Linked DNA regions of Homo sapiens: region 1 is linked to region 2. Evidence: read pairs that join two places in POLR2A ChIA-PET (ENCODE). Cell type or tissue: Caco-2. All regions are shown on one strand. Links, peaks and the distances in the headings refer to the core of each region. The heading gives the core; the rest is flanking DNA.

Evidence for each region. ChIA-PET counts read pairs that join two places held together with the same protein. Peaks named below come from ENCODE experiments on the same cell type or tissue, not always from the same donor. Only the 100,000 strongest peaks of a DNase experiment are listed, where the experiment ranks them.
Region 1: POLR2A ChIA-PET joins it to region 2 with 13 read pairs; 2 of 35 experiments call an interaction of 5 or more read pairs at or near these places.

Annotation. Positions count from the first base shown.
Region 1 is chr13:80,160,669-80,165,066 of GRCh38, reverse strand. All of the region lies in intron 2 of LOC105370275 (a long non-coding RNA gene), which reads left to right. Among named protein-coding and RNA genes, the nearest start is that of LINC01080, 150 kb to the right of the region's middle. In Caco-2, for the core only: no CTCF peak of the experiment used is centred there; no DNase peak of the experiment used is centred there.
Region 2 is chr13:79,479,005-79,483,402 of GRCh38, reverse strand. NDFIP2 (Nedd4 family interacting protein 2) reads right to left here and starts at 2,248. Exons shown (of 8, transcript NM_019080.3): 1 at 1,879-2,248. The coding sequence starts at 2,199. NDFIP2-AS1 (NDFIP2 antisense RNA 1) reads left to right here and starts at 2,172. Exons shown (of 3, transcript NR_046685.1): 1 at 2,172-2,251; 2 at 3,473-3,567. In Caco-2, for the core only: no CTCF peak of the experiment used is centred there; DNase peaks (open chromatin) are centred at 1,482 and 2,252; H3K4me3 peaks cover 2,674 bases.

The DNA.
Region 1 (4,398 bases), core at 68-4,067, 680 kb before region 2:
ATATTATTAAAGACTCACATTGTCATTTGATTTATGTTGCAAGTTAGAAGATTTCATTAACATAAAGTAACCAGTTTAATGCTAATAATCTGTCCAGAAATAACTCTTCTTCCATAGATTTTAGCCTGAAGGATTTTGAACATCTACACACACTTCAAGGATTCTACTGATGTCATCAGTTTCTTGATTAATATTGTCTCACTATGTGGGCTTGCTAGGTTTTTCTACAGAGGCTATATTTCGAAATTCCTTTAATTTTGGTTATTGGTAGTTTCTTGCTTGAACTGGGATTCATATTTCTCCCCGCTGAGAATAAAATTTGTTCTCAGAATAAAGCATATTTGACTCTTTCTAGCTGCCAAAATGTGAAGTCTTGTGGTTAGGTATTTTGGAAAACCGGCAGGTTTTGTTTACATACTGTGGTCTTTCTCCAAATTTATCCCACATCCCACACCCCACAAGTCTAGGACCCCTTCCAGCGTAATTGCTGTGGGACAAGTGCAAGGCAAAGGCTTCCGCAGTCACCAAATCCTTTCCATCTTTGAATCAGACACAGCAAGTACCAGAAGAGCTTCCCCTGCTTAAAAAAAAAAAAAAAGAAAAGAAAAGAAAAGGAAAGAAAATGCTGACCTATAGAAATACCTGAATCTAATTTGCTGTACAAATGGAAACCTTTTCTTTTTAGATTGGATGCAGAAAATGTATTTTCAATGTTTATAATTTAACAATTGCTCAAAGCCTTTCATATGAAAGCAATTTACTCATGTTGGGCCCAATTATCCTAACATGCTTAAAAATTAACCAGTATTTTTCATCTTTAACCTTCGTGCGTTAGTCTCCTTGGATAGGGCCTTTTTACCGACAGTGAATCTGAAATCTAATCACAGAGGTGCTTTATGGATTAAAGTGCTAGAAAATCCTTCTTGTCAGGGAAAGAATATCTTGGAAAGTGACACTGTTTCTGTATATTCTTCTTACAAGGATTAAAACTTTGGGGTTTGAACTAGATTCACCGATTCCATGTAATATTCAACCGGAAGAGATGTTGAATCATGAACCCACACTTATTTTCTGTTACCTTCATTTTGAAAGAAAGCAATGTGGCCCATCTACTGCACATATGTTAGCTAAATCTGGCACCAACAAGCAGTCTAGGGCCATCCACTCTGGCCATTTGTATGGCTTATTCAGTCAATTCACTCGAGAAATATTTATTGAGTGCTTACTCTGTGTCAGGCTCTATGCTAGATGTTGGGGAGAAAGTGATGAAAAAGCAAGATATGTTTCTGTCGAGGAGTTTATAATTCTGAGGGAGATAACATGGGCACAAAGAGTATTATAATTAACAAATGGCTAATACAATATGGCTATAAATACTATGTTGCAAAAAAGAATTCAGTCTTAGGAGGAGCTTGTGGCTGAGATAAAAGGCAGGAAGGAAGGCCTGCAAAAGAAGTGAGAGCTAAGGTGAAGCATGAATGGGTGATGAAGAGGAGATAGGTCAGATGAAGAGGAGTAGGTAGCACGTTTGGGGGAGGAAGTAGTAGCATGTTGGGAAGCCAATAAGTCACGTGTTTGAGGAACCAAACAGGTTTCATTTTGCCAGAAGGGTAAAGTGTAAGGTTGCATGTGATAAAAGATGTTGCTGAGGCTGGGCACGACGGCTCACACCTGTAATCCCAGCACTTTGGGAGGCCGAGGTGGGTGGATCACAAGGTCAGGAGTTTGAGATCAGCCTGGCCAACATGGTGAAACCCCATCTCTACTAAAAATACAAAAATTAGCCATGCGTGGTGGTGGACACCTATAGTCTCAGCTACTCGGGAGGCTGAGGCAGAAGAATCGCTTGGACCCAGAAGGCAGAGGTTGCAGTGAACCGAGATGGCACCACTGCACTCCAGCCTGGGTGACAGAGTGAGACTCTGTCTAAAAAAAAAAAAAAAGAAAAGATGTTGCTGAGAGATCAGCAGAGTCCTATTCACTAGGACCCTGCAAACTCTAAGAGAAAGCTTGGAGATTTTCCTGAAGGGAACTGAGAACCTTGAGAAGATTTTACACAGAGGACCAGCAGGAATTGATTGCATTTTTGGAATGATTATTTTGGCTGTACTGTGGGGACTAAATTGTATGTGGATTGAAGCTGGACCTTGACTGTCATAGAGAAGGACATTGGTTGGTCTGAATGATGGTGATGACCATGGAGATAAAGATAATTTGAACTACTCAAGTGAAAATCACTTGGGTGAATTTGTTGCAGTGACTGACTAGACATGGGAGAGATAGGAGTCAAAGATAAAGCTCAGGTTTAGCTTAGTGATTTTCCTACTGCTGCTGATTTAACACCACTGGCCCAACTTTCATGAATTCTCCCAGGTAATTAGTTTCATGAAACATTGTTGAGTGGGATTTTCTTCATCTCCAGCATTCTTGGGAGTATTCAAAATATCCAACACTTAGATACTATTATATTATGTTAAGCAGTAAATTATCAGAATGACAAAATAAAACACATAAACTATATAAAACAGGAACTAAGAAAATGGCATAAGTGGCCGGGCACTGTGGCTCACCCCTGTAATCCCAGCACTTTGGGAGGCCGAGGTGGGTGAATCATGAGGTCAGGAGTTCAAGACCAGCCTGGCCAACATGGTGAAACCCTGTCTCTACTAAAAATACAAAAATTAGCCGGGCATGGTGGCAGGCGCCTGTAATCCCAGCTACTTGGGAGGCTGAGGCAAGAGAATCGCTTGAACCCGGGAGGCAGCAGAGGTTGCAGCGAGGCAAGATCACATCGCTGCCCTCCAGGCTGGGCAACAGAGTGAGATTCTGTCTCAAAAAAGAAAAGGAAAGAAAGAAAGAAAGAGAGAGAGAGAGAGAAAGAAATAAAGAAAATGGCATAAGCACTGAAAAATTCTGTGACTAATCCTGTGAATACACTTACCTCATTTGCAAATATAGGCTTTCAAGCTAGAAAGCGACAGAGTAGAAGTCTGTGATCAGAATCCATGTTGGTTGCATCACCTCAGGGAGTTCAAATCGTGTAGGACCCTGTGGCACCATCCCTGCCCTGCCTTCCCTGGAAGGGGTAGCACTTCCAGGCCCACTCATAGCCATCTCTGCTCCAATCGGAGCAGCCCAGCTTTTGCTGTTTTATACAATGGGTTTCTATAGAATATTACACTTGACAAAAATAACAAAAAGAAAAAACTCACATGAAAACATTTAAAAATCACCATCCTTTACAACTATCTTCTGAAACTCTGAGAGTTATTAGCCATGGTCAAGCTGTTGCATTTCTCAAGACCCAGTTTCTCTATTGACAAAATAAGATTACAATTTTTCTTTCCTATGTCACAGGATTGTTTAGATGAGCAAATGAGTTTATTTGTGTTAAAGTACATTAAAAAATCAACGTTATTGAGGTATAAGTTGATATAGTTTGGATATTTGTCCCCGCCCAAATCTCATGTTGAATTGTAATCCCCAATGCTGGGTGGAAGTGGGGCCTGCTGGGAGGCATTTGGATCATCTGGGCAGATCCCTCATGGCTTGCTTCTGTCTTCGTGAGAGTGAGTTCTCATGAATTCTGGTCATTTAAAAGTGTGTGGCACTTCCCCCCACCATTCTCTTTCTCTCTCTCTTGCTTTCTCTGAGTTATGTGCCTGCTTCCCCTTTTGCCTTCCACCATGATTGAAAGCCTGCTAGAAGCCAAGCAGATGCCAGCAACCATGCTTCTTGTAAAGCCTGCAGAACTGTGAGCCAATTGCACCTCTTTTCTTTATAAATTACTGTCCCAGGTATTTCTTTATAGCAATGAAAGAATGGCCTAATACAAAGTTATGCCCAGTAAACTGAATCCATTTACAGAACACAATTTGATGAGTTCTGACAAGGTCTGCACCTGTGAAACCATTACCATAATTAAGTTATAGGATATTTTCTTCACTCCAAAAGATTCCTTGTACTCCGTTGCAGTTCATCCTTCCTTCTGCTCCTCTTCCCTTTACCCCCTTGAAATCACCAATCTTCTTTCTATCTGTATAGATTAGTTTACATTTTCTAGAATTTTATATAAATGAAATCATACCATATGTACTATTTGTGTCTGGCTCCTTTTATGCAGCATGATGATTTTTGAAATTTCTTTATTTGTTGTAACAGCGATACTTTTTAAATTGCTGAGTAGTATTCTATTATATGGATGTATATTTCACCCATTCACCTGTTGATGGACATTTGGATCATTTTCTACTTTTGGCTATTGTGAATATAGCTGCTGTGAATATTCATGTACATGTTTTTCTACAGACTTAAAGAGTTATTTGAACTGCAATATGGCATTTAAATAGAAGCTTTCATTATTCAAATGTTAAAATCATTCTGGCTTTCATGAGAAAT
Region 2 (4,398 bases), core at 304-4,303:
CTTTTTCTCTGGCATACACTGATGTTATTAATCAGGCCATTATAAACAAAACCAAGAGTTATACTAGATAGGTTAAATGACTACGTAAATTGTGTAACTCTAACACTAACATTGCCTTACAATGTTAGTTGTAAGTTGCCTTACAAGGAGAACAGATCGATGTCCTACCTAAAGTACTACCTTTAGAGGGACTGGTAGGCTTTATCTTTAGAAGAACTGATTTTTGCCCTCTGTTCTCAAGGAACATTCAAAGTCTATGTAGGACACATCGTCAGTTTGAAAAAAACGAGGGGAGGGGGCAGCAATAAAATATGCCCATTTATTTTGAAAGGAGTTGTTGGGAAAACAAATATCTTAAAACTGAGAGCTACATAAATTAACAGTGTTTTGGGTAGTGACGTCTGTAGGAAAAATGAAACAAGTTTCACTGCTGATATTATTCAATATTTATATCATTTTATTTTTGCTAACATTTACAAACCTAGAAATGCCTTTCAAACCATCAAAAGGGTGTACACTGACAACTTGAAAAACGCTTTCCATACTGGGAGAAACAGTATTTCCCAAGTTGTTGAGAAAAGCTGATAAATTTTCAAAGAATTCGGAATATGGACCTTTTGTAGGTTTTAAGGAATGCAAACCAATTGAAAATGGAAGCCTCATGAGCTTTTATCTTAGAAAAATGCAAAATTACATACTTTAGGATCTCATCTTACAGTTCCTTCATATTTGCCAAAATGTACTTATTAATAGAAAGTCTTGGCTTATAACCTGTCTTACATGTGCAAATAGATTTGAAAGTTGAAACCTGGGACTAACATACCTAAATTTGTAAAATTTTATAAACCATAAACTGCATCACCAGTGCTATGTATTGTTTTTCTCCTCTCCCTCAGTAAATGGGCTGAAAGTTTGTAGAATGACATGCTACCTAGCTGCAACAGCACAACAGCAGAGTCAACTATTGCTCAGTCCATCTTTAACTAAGGTTTACAACAGGAATCTCCAACGTCACCACCAGAATACACAAAGAAAAATATATTTAAAAATTGACACTGAAAATATAGAGGAACACATTTCACTTTTTTCAACATAGTTACCAAAGTTTACACAGTTAAGCTGGAAAACCTTGTATTTAACGAAAAATAATTTTTCAAACAAGATTAGAATTTGTTCTACTAAAACTACCTCTGTTTCCCCTCTAACCAAAAAAAAAAAAAAAAAAAAAAAAAAGAAAGAAAGAAAGAAAGAAAAAGTGGGGATTACCAAAAAATACAGTCATTTTTAATACTAACATAATGGAAAAGGACAAAATGACAAGGTTAACGAGCAGAGAGACAAGATCAGCATTATGGCTAGTCTTTCTCTACAGTTCCACAATTCCTAACCCACATTTTTGCCAAATCCACATCCCACCCCACGCAGTACTTACACCTCCACCCACCTACTCACCCACCCCATTTATGACGGCGATCACCTTCCGGGCAGGTATGTGAAGTCAGCCCCATTTCCAGTAGACAATCGACTAGAATGTCTCAGGAGTGACTGAGTCAGAGAATAAGAAAATGATAAAGTGAGAAATTAAAACGGATACAAGTTGTAAGGTGTGTGGAGGGAGGGCGTCTCACAGCGGGGCTAAGGGTGCGGGTGAGGAGCTAAGCAGACTTGGGGCGAGAGAGAAGGGTTTCGAAGGAGTCCTAGGCAGGAGTGCGCAGGTGAGGCGAGTGAAGCAGCTCCAGCCAGAAGATCCAAAAAAACAAAACAAAACACAACAAAAAAAAGCCACAGCTTTTCCTCCGGGAATAACCTGAGGAAAGGGACTCTCGGGACGCCGCGGCGGGAGGCAGTCCCGGGAGGCACAGGAGGCCGGGAACTCACCACCTGGTAGCGCCCAGTCCCCGGCTGGTGGTGATCCATCCTGCCCGGCTCGGGATCCGGCTTCCGAGAGAGGGAGTCTTCTCCGTGCTCAGCTCCCACGGCCACCCCCGTCGACGACGTCGTCGCCGCAGGGCCCCTTCCGCCTCCGTTCCTGCAGCCGCGGTCTCCCGGCGGAAGCTCTTCACTTCCTGTGGCTCCCGCAGCGGCCGCCGAGACCTCCGCGTTGGTCGCGGTTCCGCGGAGAAGCTCCGGGGCGCCGCGCGCGCTATTGAGCATGCTCGGACCGCTCGCGCAGACTCGCTGGCTCCGCCGGCGTGCCATCCGCGCCGCCAGTGGGAGGGTATAGCTGGGTGGGAGGAGATGGAAAAGTAAGGCAAGTCCGGGGGAGCTGTCTAGGTTGTCAACCTGTCGAGTGGGCGGTCGCAAAAGGCGCGCGGGGGGCGGGAATGACCCGTCCTTGATTGGTCTTTTCTGTGTGCGCGAGTTTCGCGCAGGCACGAGCCAGTGCGCCTTCTCACCACACAGAGACAGAGGCTGACAAGGGATGGGGCCGCGTTCCTAGAACACCTGAGGACAGGTCGCCCGGGTACCCGACACTTCCTCACCCAGCGTAGGACATGGGGAGGAGATTCATCTCTAGAACATTCCCAAAACGCTTATTCAAAATCATTCGTAAGATAAGCGATTTTTTAAAGACTAATATAGAGTAGTTAGAGTTTACAGAAAAATTGAGAAGTTACAGAGATATCCCATATACACTTGGCTCCTACGCATGCATAACCCCCCACCATTATCAACATCCCCCCTCAGAGTGGTACATGTGTTACGACTGATGAACCTGCATTGACACCTCATCATCACTCAAAGTCCATAGTTACCTCAGGGTTCACTCAGGTTGTTGTATACTCCTCGAGTTAGAACAAATGTGTAATGGCAGGTATCCATCATTATAGTATCCTACAGAGTATTTCCACTGCCCTGAAATTCTTCTGTGGGGTAATTTTTGTTTTTGTTTGTTGTTTTTTTAGAGATGGGGTCTCACTATATTGCCCAGACTGGAGTGCAGTGGCTGTTAGCAGGCGCAGTCATGGCTCACTGTAGCCTCGAACTCCTCGGCCCAAGCTATCCACCTGCCTCAGCCTCTGGAGTAGCTGAGACTACAGGCACTAGCTCTTTGGTTACTTTTTAAACTCTTTTTTCCACTTTTTGGTAATAAGAGATTTAAAAATCCAACGGACTCTCCAGACAACTCTCAAAGAAAGAGGTCTCTAGAGTTCTAGGTTACTGGAAGGACGTTAGAAGAAAGTAATGAAATCAGATAGGATTATTTTGTGGTAATACTCAATAATTCCAATTGATTTAACAGCAAGGAATCACTTGGGAGCACTGTTAGTAGTATCTCACTGTCTGGTTAACCACACATGACACGGCATAAAGCATATTTCTCTAGCAAGTAGAAGAGTATGACAGAGCAGCGAAAAGTACCTTTTAACCTGAAGACCAACGTTCTATACCCTAAAAACTATGATGCTGCTTGATGTGGCCCAGCTATGTTTTTAACATAACACCACATTTTCCCTAAATGATCTTACAGTGGAGCGCCCTGAAGGGAAGGAAAGGGATCTGGAGCCCCATTTATTTCCTTCATGAATGTCCAGAGGAGATCCTTGAAATGAAGACTGCCACTGGGTGAGCCTAATCAACTGGTTAAAATAGCAAGATAGAATAAAAACAGAAACTCTTTGAGAGATTGACAACTAAAAAATGTAAGCCTTCCTCATAGTTCTTTTTAAAGCATTCATCAACTCTTCCTATTTGTGCCGTTTTGACATGTCTAATAGCATAAAGCATTACTGTGCTAACAATAAGAGGCAGTGATATCTCATACTTAAATATTGTTAAACTTGCCTTGTTTTGATCTTAATGTATTTTAGTTTCTAAGCCAATAAACATATGCCATTTTATTGGTATTACTGGTACAAACGCTCACTCTCACAATTTCACTCCAAATGGTATTGCCTCTCGATGACCAAAACAACAGCCAGTATCAGCAAACTGAAATTAGATCCTTATATCACTTACGATCTATAAGATTTATTTAGAACTTAATTTTATATGCATATGTGTTTTCATTAATCATTCATGTGTTCATCTGTTTCTCAAATAGATGGCTGCTCAGGGCAGAGACCATTTCTTACACCCAATGCAGCACTGAGAACATAAAAGTAAAAATCAAAGATCTGACCAAAAGCAGACATCTTGAATCCTGATAGAGTAACAGATTCTTTCTATTTTACCCTCCTCCCAGATTCTCTGAACATTTTGCTAATCTAGTGGAGTAACAAATTCAGCAGGAAAGCGTATTTGTAATGAGGAAGAGAAAGAGGGGAAGGAGAAGTAGAACAACAGCTTACTAGTATAGAGCCCTTTCTAAGCCAGTACTATACATCTATTATTTTAGCCTCACCAGAACTTCATGATATAGGCACAGTTGCACTCCTTGGTTAACAGATGAGGGGG